2 separate regions of the Homo sapiens genome follow, and region 1 is linked to region 2. The links are chromatin loops, found by intact Hi-C in ENCODE. Cell type or tissue: dorsolateral prefrontal cortex. All regions are shown on one strand. Links, peaks and the distances in the headings refer to the core of each region. The heading gives the core; the rest is flanking DNA.

Evidence for each region. A loop is a pair of places that touch in the nucleus more often than their neighbours do. Peaks named below come from ENCODE experiments on the same cell type or tissue, not always from the same donor. Only the 100,000 strongest peaks of a DNase experiment are listed, where the experiment ranks them.
Region 1: a loop joins it to region 2, with 4 times the contacts of the local background. A loop is called at or near these places in 6 of 110 quality-filtered maps.

The regions. Positions count from the first base shown.
Region 1 is chr6:4,929,948-4,936,344 of GRCh38, reverse strand. It overlaps CDYL (chromodomain Y like), which reads right to left. Exons shown (of 7, transcript NM_004824.4): 3 at 574-830. Among named protein-coding and RNA genes, the nearest start is that of LYRM4-AS1, 71 kb to the left of the region's middle. RefSeq lists an enhancer at 3,490-4,208. In dorsolateral prefrontal cortex, for the core only: no CTCF peak of the experiment used is centred there; no DNase peak of the experiment used is centred there.
Region 2 is chr6:4,349,508-4,355,904 of GRCh38, reverse strand. No RefSeq gene overlaps it. Among named protein-coding and RNA genes, the nearest start is that of LINC02533, 140 kb to the left of the region's middle. In dorsolateral prefrontal cortex, for the core only: CTCF peaks have their summits at 3,594 and 3,793; a DNase peak (open chromatin) is centred at 3,794; H3K4me3 peaks cover 1,137 bases; H3K27ac peaks cover 2,025 bases.

The sequences.
Region 1 (6,397 bases), core at 2,338-4,837, 580 kb before region 2:
AACCTTTCCAACAACCAGTTCTGGAAAACTTACTTACTAGGCACTATCAGCAATGAGCATGTGTGGAAATCCCTGTTGCTGTGTGTTCTGCTACAACCGCTGAGGAGTATCTGGGGACTGGAAAGATGATAAATATTCTGAAGGGACTGGGATCCCCGGGGGCACTTAAATTCTGTCTGAACAAAGAACCCTTTAAGGATCTGATGAAAGCTAAAGCAAAGCGCGTGCACACACATTTCCCACGTGCCTTCATGGAGCCCCGTGCCCGCCAGATGAAGAGCTTCCAGGCAGGAGGTGAACCACAGAGGCACAGAGGCCTGGGTGGACCCACACCCGGGAGAATGGGGATGGACACTCAGCACAGGCCAAGCATCCTGAATTCACGGCCATTGGAGGTGGGACATGGAGCAAAGCCCGCAACTTCCCCTCTGCTCCCTCCCTTCTGGTGGGCATCGGGAGATGGCCCAAAAGGAGGTTTAGAAAGAGCACAGGAAGAGCCAGTTCAGCCAGGCAGGCCTGGAAATCAGGCAGGGAGAAGCGCGAAGCCCACGCCAGCCCAAGAGCGCCTCTCACCTCTGGATTTAGTGAGTTATTCTCTGAGGACTTTGTGGATAACAAGATGTGGGTGAAGCCATCCTGCTTCCTGACCACAATATCTCTGTATCTGTAGGCACTTTCTGTTTGCCTCACGCTGAAACGCAATCGCTTGTCAAAAGGCTGGTCTCTTCTGTCGTCAATAAATTTCCTTTTGCTGGCAGTCACTCCTGTAACAGATGTCTGTATGTTGGTTGTCCCATTGGCTGTTAATGCATCCATGAACGGAGATGTACCTGCCGAGAGTTTGAAATCACAGTAGTCTGTGATGTCCCACCACCAGTTCACTCCCAGGTGTCATCTTTGAATTGGATAAAGATGTTCATTACACACTTAGGATTAAACGAATATAAGAATATTAAAACTTAGAACCTTTAGAAAGCCAAAGTCTACTTTTAAAGCCACTTGCTCTCTTTCAAGCTCTGACAAGAAAGTCACTCTTTTGTTTCACCTTGCCTAAAAAATACAGATGGAGAGGTACTTATTGAAAGGAAGCTACATAGTTAGAGATTTTTTTAAAGGACAGAATCAAGACAGAATGGGTCTCATGGAGAGTATCTATTCCAGGTTTGAGAAGCCGAAAGAAAAAAGGAAAATAATCAAGAAAACATCTTATTATTAGAGTCAAGGCCATCTAGTCGAAACTTCTTTTTCCAAATGCAAGATAAACTGGATAGACACGTGGATGCAGCCAGCCTTCTCTGCGGGTCATAGAGCTGTGTGGCAGCCACCACTTCAGACCACCACCCCTGTGGGACACTCAGGAGTTGTTTCTAGCTGCCCTGGGAGGGACTATCAGAAAGTCCATCTACTTGTTCCAGTTCCACTCCTTTTTCAAACAGCCCTGTTAAGCAGCTGAAGATAGCTCTCCTCTCCCCCACCACATAAAGCATCCTGCCAACGTTCCCTCGTATGTCACAGCTCAACAGCAGCAACTGTGTTTTGCCAGGGTCTTGAGATGGGGTCTTGCTATGTTGCTCAGGCTGGTCTCAAACTCCTGGCCTCAAGTGATCCTCCTACCTTGGCCTCTCAAGCAGCTGAGATGTACAGGCATGAACCACTGTGCCTGGTTAAGAATGCAAATAATTATCCTCCTGTCTGTATGAATTGTCCAAATATGATCCAATGTGGTGATGAATGTAGAGTGGATGGGGAAAAAAGGAATGAAATGTAAGAAAACTAGATCAGACTTTACTAGTAGCATTAGCAATGGCAGAAGTTCTCTGAGGGCGGAGCATGAAGAATTATGAATCAGAAATATTTCCTCCAAAGTGAAAGAGAATAAGCCAAAGCCACCAGAAAACTCATGAATGGACATTTCAGAGGAGCCAAATAACCTCCCTGGCAAAACAACCTGACTTTCATTCAACTGGTGGAAATAATATTTTAATTGCTAGAGGTTTTTTTTTAATTATATTTTTGAAAAATTTAAAGAGGTTATAATACATACATATGGTTCAAAAACCTAAGAATATAAAAGATATTAAGGTGAAAGCCCCCCACAGCCTGATCCTGTTTACACAGGATCCCCCTGCCCTCTTAGCCACTTGGGCTGGGTTCTCAGGGGCCCCTCCAGAGTATCTCCATGGATATACAAGAAAACATCAATACAGACTTCTCCACCACCCTGGCTTTTAAAAGCACAGATGGCAGTACACTAGATGTAGTATAAGATGCTGTATCTTATACATTGTTGTCTTGCTTGTACATATATAAGATATACACATTGTTACATCTCATGGTTATTCCTTCCACAATATCTTAGAATGGCTCCTCTATCAGAACATAGCTTCCTGTTCTTTCCTAAGGCTGCGTGGCAGGCGAGGCCCAAGGTAGGGATGCACTGTAATTCATTTTCCAGTTCACACTGCAATACGCACTACTATTCAGTGACTTGTCGATATGACCAACAACACAGTGACACATAATCCTGACCTCTGTCATCCCAGTGCTGTCAAATCTCTACAAGCTTCCAAAGGACTTGTAGCCTGGAGTAGTTCTAACTGGAGACCACTGGGTCGGATGTTACCAGTCAGCAAAGGTGTTGCTGAGTCCTTCTGAGGGACTCAGGAAAGACTTTTTCTTTTAACCTCCATCCTCTACCCTACCAGATCCTTCTCCCATCTTTGTTTAAAAACGTTTGACAATCTCGTCTCCCCTCAGGAACCCTCTCTAATCTGTTCCTCCAGTCTCAGTCCCATCACGGCCTCACCTGCCTGCACTTGCTGTCTTCACCTCTCCCTCTGTCCATCATTCTTCAACCCATTCAACTGGGACCCAGAGTCCACATGGCCAGGAACCTTCTGAGTCTAGAGAAATGGATGCTGGATGACTCTAAACATGTGAGCCTGGGGGAGCGGAAGAGGGGCTTCCACAGGGCAGCCTGGAGTTGCTGAGGGAGGAGGCGAGGGAGAGATGCTTGCTCCTCCAGGGTGAGCATCCAGGTGGAGATGTGCATAGCCCAAAGTGCACATCTAGATCAGGGGAGGGAAGTCAGGGTTGGAGAGAGGTACTTGGGGTTGGTGCCAGAAATGGCTGAACTGACAGTATGAGCTCCCAGGGGAAGACTGAGACAGAGAGTGAGCCTGCTGAAGCCAGCTGGGAAGTGCTGGGGAGGGGCGCAGGCAGAGCCAGGAGGCAGCAGAGAAGCAGGAAGGCAATAATAACTGGTTTCCTCAAAGGAAGGAGAGCAGGCCACAGCAGTGAGGATGTGTCTGCAGGGGCAGGTGTTACAGAGGTGGAGGAGAATGCAGAAGAGGCGACGCAGGGAGAAATGAGAGGCCACTCGTAAGCATGGGCAATGCTTCACTATGGCGTGAAGAGTGGAAGCCAGACCACAGGACACAATGAAAGACAACTAAAAATCGATCAATAAAAACACACGTGGGCACAGCAGTTGTTAAAAGTGCAGGTGAGATGACATTGCCACTTAGGTGACAGCCGACAGCAATGATTTCCCTGCCTAAAAAGAGACCACACCAGAAACAATGCTGTGCAGATGCAGGCAGAGGCTACGTGACACGGTGCTGGCATGTTGGGACAGGAGACAGACGTGGAGACTCTGGGCATTCTAAGAAGGGGGTTCCTTCAGACTACACATGCCAGCAGCTGGTAATGCCAAGTGAGAGCTCCTGGGTCTTTAAGAGTTCCTCAACCTGAGCTGGATTTTTCAATTGCTGCTATATCCAAGCACAAAAAGCAGCATCCTGGCAACACAGGGAAGGCCTGGTGCCATGGCCCAAATGCCTGTGTCTCACCCAAATTCCCGTGGGGAAATCCTCACCCACAAGGTGATGGTCTGAGGAGGTGGGGCCTTTGGGGGGTGATTAGGTCATGGGGGTGGGGCCCTCATGAATGGGATGAGTGCCCTTATAAATGAGGGCCGACACCCCCTGGCTCTTCTGCCCTGTGATGATGCTGCAGAAAGGTGCTATTTGTGAACCAGGAAGTGAGCCCTCAGCAGACCCTGAACCTGCTGGCACCCTGATCTTAGGGTTCTCTCCAGAATTATGAGGATAATTAACACAATAATTCTGTTGTGTATTTACAAGCCACCCAGTTGATGGTATTTTGTTAAGGCAGCCCAAATGGCTAAGAAACCTGCCTCCCACCAGGGCAAAGCTGGCTGGCTTCAGGTCCACTCTCCCCACCTCTGGAATGCTCTTGCTTTCACTGGGTCTTTCCTTTCTCTACGTAAAGGTCACACATTCCTTAAACTCTCCCAGCAGTTTTCCTGGTGGCTTCCTTCCACCGAAGCAACATTTCTAGGCCATGGAGCCCATGCAGCCTTTATACGTGAGTCTCAGAAACAGCTTCAGCATTTTCTTTGAGGCGATAGTCCCTACGAACTATCCGTGGTTCTGCTAATTTAAAAATGGATTCATTTTGGCTCACGCTGACCAAGACTACTGAACTTGGCCTTCAGACTCCTGAGTTAAAACTGTGTTGGCTCCTCGTGCCAGTGAGGTCCCTGCTCATTTCAGACTCTGTGATCTTGTTGGAGCTTCAGCGACCACACCCCACCCCAATGTAATTCCTGGCACTCCCTGTTACTCATCTGAGTAGGGCATGTGACACTGAACTTTGCACTATTTAGGTAGAGAAGTATTCACAGCAGGATCGAGTCTTGGAGTCACAGGCTGCCAGCACTGACTAGGACCCTGATCATCACATATGCCCCCTACTCAAGACAATCATGCCACAGTGTTCTCACATCACCCGGGGTTCTCATGTCACCCAGGGTTGTGCCCATCTCAGGACCTTTGCATGTGTTCTTCCCTCTGCCTAGAACGCCTATGACCTGGAATTCAAATGGCCAGTTTCTTCTGCTCATCTGGACGGCAGCTCAAATTTCAGCATCTCAGACAAGCCTTCTTGGGCCTCCCATCCTAATGCTGGTCCCTGCCATCAGCACTTCATATCACCCTGGTTTATTTCCTTCAAAGCACCCATGAAAGTTATTTCTTTCTCATTGTATTTTTATTTACAGTATCATCGATGTACTCCACCAAGCTGTGTAAGAGCAGGGTCCTCGCCTGTCTTATCCACCCATCCCCAGTGCATACAACACTCAGTACATGTTTACTCAGTAAACTCATGGAAAGGGTCTTCAAGTCTCTTTAGTCCAGATCCCTCAATTTAGAGACAAGTAGCTAAGTGACTGGCCAAGTGTCACACAGCTCATTACCTCAACCCAAGCCAGGGATGGTAAGCTCCACACTTCAGAGCAGAAGTAGCTGCTAATGACTAAACAAATGGTAAACACTGAGATTCAGAAAAAAACCGCCCCCCTCACCCCAAACTGTGGAAATTAGTGCGACTCCCCTGGAACGATGACTCTCATCGTTGACACGGGAGTACAAGTTGCCTCTGTGAACTGAGAGTTCCTTACGGATTTGGATTCAGAGTACCAAGGCTTTCCTAGGATTTATTAACATAACATTCGACTAGGAAAGAAACCTATTTTAGTATCTCTTGCAGTAATTGATTTTCTTTTAATATGTTCAAGAGCAAAAAGGATATCCTCAAATACATATGGCAAATCTGTTAAATATCACTGCTTCAAAAACTGCAAGTCTCTAACAATGACTTGTGACACCCTCTTCCCACCTAAAGAGAACAGCGTCTGTACTTCTTCACCTGCCACTGATAGCTAGGAAACTGAATAAAATAGACATAACAACTGTTTGCAGGCACTGGACCACAGGCTGTGCAGGGCAATGTTCCCAGAGTGAAAGGAGACAAACATGGTGAGCCTAACAGTCCACCCGCCTTTCCACCGAAAGCAGCTGCCACAGTGCAGGTGCAGGGATGGGAAACCCAGACATAGCTGGCAAAAATGCTGTCTTAGAACAGATGACTTGGGGGAGGCCCAGGAGGCTGTAATTTGTGAGACATGATATGGAAAAGGAGGAAGCTACATAGATAAAAAGTTCCAGAGAGCCTAGGGGATCCCTTTGAGTCTTTGCTGAACCAATCTGAGCATGCACAGGGAGAAATTCCACAAGGCTGGGCAGTGAACAACTTTTGAGGAAAGAACAATTACCAGAGACCTATAAACTGAATAATCTCAAGTCTGCCTAGGGCCGGAAGTCCTAATCAGCCAGAGCAGAGATTTCATCAAATACATGAGGCATTCAGTAGAGAGACCCCAGATCAGGCACATATCAGCAGTGGAACTAATCTAGCTCTAGAATAAAGAATACTTAAAATTTCACTAACAAAGCTTCAAAGTAAGCTGTGAAAGGATCAAACTGATATACAACTAACAATTTCCTGCCAGAACAAATCTAACACTTTAAAA
Region 2 (6,397 bases), core at 2,284-4,783:
AAAAATGCAACAGCAATAAATAAATAAGGAAACATGTCTTTGAGTGAACACTGGTAAGGTATGCAAAAAACCAACAATTGATGTTTTTCTATTTAATAAAGCAGTAAAGTTTCCATAACTGAAATATAAAATATGACTACCCTCCAGAACGTTACACGGCTCCACAGTAACAAACTCAAGGGCAAAGTTTGGGTTCCCAAGGGTGGTGTTTAAAGGCCTTGAAAACCTAGGGCTAAGCTGCTTCACTGCCCATGGCTGGCCATGCCCCTAAGCCTCTCACTTTCCACACATTCTGGGAAGACTGTGATTTCCTGGCCTTTCTGCACTTGTAAAGCCCTCCTCTCCTCTTCTTGGACATCCTCCCCCTACATTCTGTTGTCAACTGGCAAACACCTACTCAGCCTGCAAGAGCCAGTTCAATTACTAATCCTCTCCAGAGCGTTCCTGAGGATTTCAAGATAAAGTTAGTCACCCTCTTTCCTGTGCCGTCAGAACCCCCGGGTCCCCAGACTCTGTAGCTCTTATCCTATTGTATAAGACCTATTGATTCATGCCTGTCCCTCCCATCAGGCCACATGAGTGCACGACAGGGGTTGTGTCCTGCTCATCTTTGTGTCATCATTCCCCCTGCAAAGCCCATCACTATGCCTGGTATGTTATCGTGAGTTGATAAATTCATCTTTTGAAAAAACAATTTCTTTTTATATCTCTGAATTTCTTGCTCATCATAGCTTTCATATCAAGAGGAATAGCAATTGGAAAATAACCATCCTCAAACAGTATTGATATAGTGCCCTTGCACATGAAACTATACAAAGAGTTGAAGGTCTAAAATAAATTTTGAGGCTGGGCACAGTGACTCATACCTGTAATCCCAGCACTCTGTGAGGCTGAGGTGGGCAAATCACTTAAGGTCAGGAGCTCAAGACCAGCCTGACCAACATGGTGAAACACCGTCTCTACTAAAAATACAAAAATGAGTGGGATGTGGTGACGTTCACCCAGCTACTTGGGAGGCTGAGGCAGGAGAATCGCTTGAACTCAGTGGAGGTTGCAATGAGCAAGATCATGCCACTGCACTCTAGCCTGGGTGACAGAGTGAGACTCCATCTCAAAAAAATAAATAAAAATAAAAAATAAAATTTGGACAATTATGTAACTACCAATGGCCAACCAGTATATCCTGGATTTCTATGATGTCCCTAGAAATGGATGAAAACACAGAAAATATAATCCCTGACATAGGGAGCTTACAGTCTGGTCAGGGAGGCAAGACCTACGTGGAATAAAACCATGGTATTTTGAAGCTGGAGGGGTGTCATTAGAGAAAATAAAACAGCAACCACCAAACAAGCAAGCAGTCAGTTGGTTCTGATGTCACAGGTGCCACTCCAGTGCTGTTCCACACAGGTCCCTCCTGCAGGTAGCTGCTCTGCCTGCCAAGGCTGCTGCAGGCCTGGGAGGGAGCCCCCACCAGGAACACTGGGAGATCAACCGGGAGATCTTAGGGATTCCAAGCTGGACTCGTGTCCATATTGGAGAGAATGCCCCCGCTTTGGGTTACACTCTGGTGGAGAGGCACCCCCTAGCATGTCGCAAAGTTTGATGAACGTTTTTGTCACATCCTCTGACTTCAGAACCCAAACAGGAGTCCAGGGAGCTGGGCCAACGCTGGCTTCAAACACAAGATGGCATACTACGCTCTGATCCCTGCCTCTCTCTAGCAAAGCCTATTCCCGAGTCAAGATCCTCAGGCCATCTCTTGTTTTTTTTATGCTGAGTGCTTTCCAGGGAACATCTTCCTTCTCCCTTGTCAGTTTAGGTGCTCTGAAAAGCAGATGCTAGGACTAGAGTAGACATGCCAGAGGTTTATTGGAGGAGACATTTGGTGACAAAGGGGAGGGAGCATAGGAAGGCAGGGAGGACCCTCAGACTGAAGTGCGGGTCTGACCCCTGTGAGGGCAGAGAGGGAAGAAGGATGGTCAGGAGGAGCCTCAGATGTCACAGAAGCCCTGAGAGTCCCAGTTGGGCCACTGGGAGTCCCTGGGCCAAAGCTGCCAGGAAGAGGAATCCTCCAGAGTCCTGGCTTTGGCACCCTCTCTGGGTAGCCTGGGGAGGTGGGACCTGGCTTGGCCGCCATGATGGATCCAAGGCTTAGCAGCTGGAGGCTGTAGTCAGCAGTGTTCTCCACAGAAGCTTCTCTTGCAGAGAGATTTGAGCAAGGCATTTCCATGGCTGCCACACCCTCGCAGGTAGGATTTTGTTGGAGAGCTGGAGAGCTTACTGAGCTGTGTCTGTGGGCCTTGTCCTGGCACCCTATTCTGTTCCCCCTGCCGTTGTAATGAAAAGCAGGAAAGAAGTGATTAAACTGCAAACACTGTGGAGCAGGTATGAAGTTCAGATTGTTCACAAGCCTCAGGTGTGCAAAAATAAATTTAGCTATTTCTCAGGCAATTAAGTAATTTCTCTTTCAGTTCAAGGCTTCTCTGTCAGTTTGGGGTTACTTTACTTTAATGAATTCAAGTGTTCCTGATCCTGGCTCCCTGTGGGGTTGCACACACATTCCAGGTCTCACCTGCTGTCATGACAGTGGAGGAGGATGGCGCCTGGTCACCACTCTGCCCTGGCTTCACTGGAGGTGTTTGCAGACCAGGGGCCTGGGGTGCTGGCCTCTGTCACCACCGCCTCTCCTGCTGCTGCCCACGGTGTCTCTCAGGTCTGTGGCTCACACAACCTACCTCATGGCCACTACTGGTATTTTTCAGCTGTGAACCCTAGTCCATTTCTGGTCTGAATTCCTTCTCTCTCCACTTGCAAGTTGACTTCGGCATCATGGCTGGTGTATAGTCTGCATCAGGAAGAGCTGTGCAGCTTAGACTGGCTCCCTTCAGCTAGGGTATTTCCAGAAGAGAGCTGTCCACTGAAGACTGTCCACTGGTGACATCTGCTGCAGCTAGGGGAAGAAACACTTCATTCCTGAAATGGGAGCTGGGAGGGAAAGCTTCAGCACGAGGGCACCTGTGGGCAGACGTCTCAAGAGCGTTGACATTATGGTCCTCGTCACATCCCGTGAAGATACAAATGGAATTTACAGTGATGTGAATTTAGACCTACAGTCCCACTCCTCTCTCTCAAGGGACAGTTCATGCATCTGAGGACTATGTGTCCAATGGGAGAACCTTCTCAGCCTTTCCTGTCTGCCTTTGTGTTCTCTTCCATCTCCTCACTCCCCATGGGCATTTCCACCGTAGACTGTCAGGGAAATCAAAAGCAGGGAAATGCAAACCAGTCCATAGCCAGCTCTGGCCAAAGCCTCACCTGGATGGGACATGGCAGTGGCAGCCTTGGCTCAATGGGTTTGGAGGAATTTCCAATGGCTTTCACTCCCGCAGCTGTCACATGGACAGTCGCAGTGTCTTCTCAGGGCGTCTTCCCAGCATGGCCACTACAGAATTGTAAAAAGCCTCTGGAAGCCCATGACTGCACCTCTGCGATCTCTCTCCCACCCTGCCCATAAACAGCCCAAAGGAGAATCCTCACATTCAGACAACATAAAATGTGCTTGAGTGGACACAGATTTCTCACTAATTCTCCGTGAAATCCATGTCACACTGCCACCTACTTCTTTCTCTATTACAGTAACACAGGAATGAGTCATAGTCTGGACGATCTTCTAGAACCCCCCGAGAGCTGCAAGAGCTGGGAAACAAGCCCAGGCAGCGCTGCCAGGCCTCTCGATATAACGCTGCTTTTGTGCCAGACCCACTGGGGGCTGTGCCTCTGCGACATTTCAGCTCTAGAAATGCTCCCTCTCCATTTCCAGCCGCCATCGCACACACGCAGATGCCTGAAATTCCCATGGCTAGTGACTCACGCCTCCTGGCTCGGCAGCAAGAGTCCTGAGCTCACTTCACTTTTGTTGAAAATGAAGAAGCCACTGGGAGGGGTGTTGCTTTAAGTCAGAGAGTGTCAGAGCTGGACGGGATCTTAACTGCAACCCTGTTCTGGGTGCTCGTCCAGCTGGGCACTGCCATCACAGCCCAGCCCGGGGAAGCCACAGGAGAAGCAGGGCTTTTTGGACTCTGCAGAGCAAAGTGTTCCTTACACTGGAATGTAGTATAAAGCAACACTTTTATAAACAAACAAGGATATGATGTGATGCAGAATGCTGAATCTGGGTGAATTCGTAAAATAGAGCGTGATATGTTGGCCACTACTGGACGGTTACTAGTTCCTGCACTCATTTACAGTGGCTGTGTGGCTGCTCTGTTGGGAAGTTTGGGAAAGCGCTGCTTAGACAACAGCAAGCTACCGTGTGACCCAACAATCCCACTTCTGGGTATACACCCCAAAGAATCAAACACGGGATCTGGAAGAGATATTTACACCCCCGTGTTAATGGCAGCATTATTCCCAACAGCCAAATGGTGGAAGAAATCCAAGTGTCTCTTAGTGATGAATGGATAAACAGAATGTGGTCATCTACACAATGAAATATTATTGAGCCTTGAAAAGGAAGGAAATTCTGACACACTGCAACATGGAGGAACATTATGCTCAGTGAAATCAGCCAGACACAAAAGGACAGATACTGTGTGATTCCACGTACATGCAGTACTAGAGTAGTCAAAATCATAACAACGGAAAGTAGCATGAGAAGGGCCAGGAGCTGCTGGGGAAGGAGGGGAAATGGGGAGTTGGTGTTTCATGCGGACAGAGTTTTCGTTTGGGGAGATGAAAAAGTCCTGAAGATGGATGTTGGTGATGGGTGCATAACATCCATCTAGTGGATACTGTGGCATCCAATACCACTTACTATTGTATGTCTTGTATCTTCCCCATGCACAAACTCCACCTCCTTCTCTGGACAGCTCCTGAGGGTTGGGTGATGCCTCATTCACTCTTACAGTGTAATTTTCCTAATGCCACTAAACTGTACCCCTAAAAATGACTAAAATGGCAAATGTTGTGTTACGTTAAAAGGGGAGGGCTGCATGTGAGAACACTAGTGAATTGCCAGATCACCTCATCCCACCCCTCCCTGTCCATTTCCAGGTGTTGGAAGCTGAGTTCAGAGAGCTGCTGTCATTTCCTGGGGTGCACGGCTGGTTAGTGCTGGAGCTGAGCCCAGGCTTCCTGACCTCTACGTCAGTGTTCTTTCCTTAAAAAAACCCATTGTTTATCATTTTTTTCCATGCTGATTGGAGAGATGGCAGTCAGATGAGGCAGATGTGGCTATGTCACTTGTGGCCACTCCTCTTTTCCAGTCCCGCTGCCACCACCCTTGTCCAGGTGTGCACAGCCTGAATTACAGCAGTAACCCTAATTTGCCTCCCTGACTCTAGTCAAATGCGTTTTGCTCACACTGCTGAGGGACAGACTAAGCATTTCACCCCCTGCCTCCCAAATGTCCATGGTTTCCCATTTTCAAGAAGAGGAACAGCAAAAGTTTTAGACTTAAATGTGACACAATTAATTGGTAATGGGCATGTGTCCTCCAAGAAGCAGATACTGAAATAAAATTCAAAGTGCAAGAGATTCTAGGGGATAGCCACCTGTGAAGCCTAAGGAGGTGGGAGCAGGAGAAGCTGAGAGGGAAGGAGCATTGGACAGGAAGAGCCCCAGATCTCATGGCAGTCCTGAGCGAGTCCTAGGCAGACAGATGGCAAGTCCTTGAGCCAAAGCTGCCCATAAAGGGAATCACCCAGAGGGCAAGAATGGCCCACTTCTAGCACCACTGCCAGGCTCAGTGTTGGCCGGAGGCAGCTGGCAGAAGTGCGGCCAGGTGCGAACACCCTGATGGATCCAGAGGTGCAGCTTCCCGGAGGTTTCAATCAGCTGTGATCTCTGCAAAAGGTTTGCTTGCAGGCAGGCACCTCTGTGGCTACTGCAAGATACTTGGTCCTTTTGCTTTTATATACTGAGGAACATCTGGATTCTGAGGCCATAGTCAGGCCACGAAGAAGGGCCACAATGGATCACTGGTGTTTCTTGGCTTTGTGTAGGAGGTGGTTAGGTACAGGGATAGGATAGTTGTGGCGCATCAACAGTGCATTTGGCATCCCTTCTCTTACACTGTTAGATAGAGTCAAATTCCATAGTCTGGTGTTCAAGGTTATTCATAACCTGTCTCTCTGGCCATTGAATGCTATGGAGTTCTCAAGGCAAAAACCGCCTCCTCCTTAAATCCTTCCCCTTGTCCTCTGCCTTTGCTCTAAGCCCCCACAGCCCTCTGAGCCTTACTTATGGCACCTACTATTGTATATCTTGTATCTTCCCCATGCATAAGCTTTATCTCCTTGTCTGGACAACTCCCCGGGGTTGGCGTGATGCCTCATTCACTCTTGCAGTGTGGTTTTCCTAATGGCATTGACGTACAGTCCGGTCGAGTTAAATT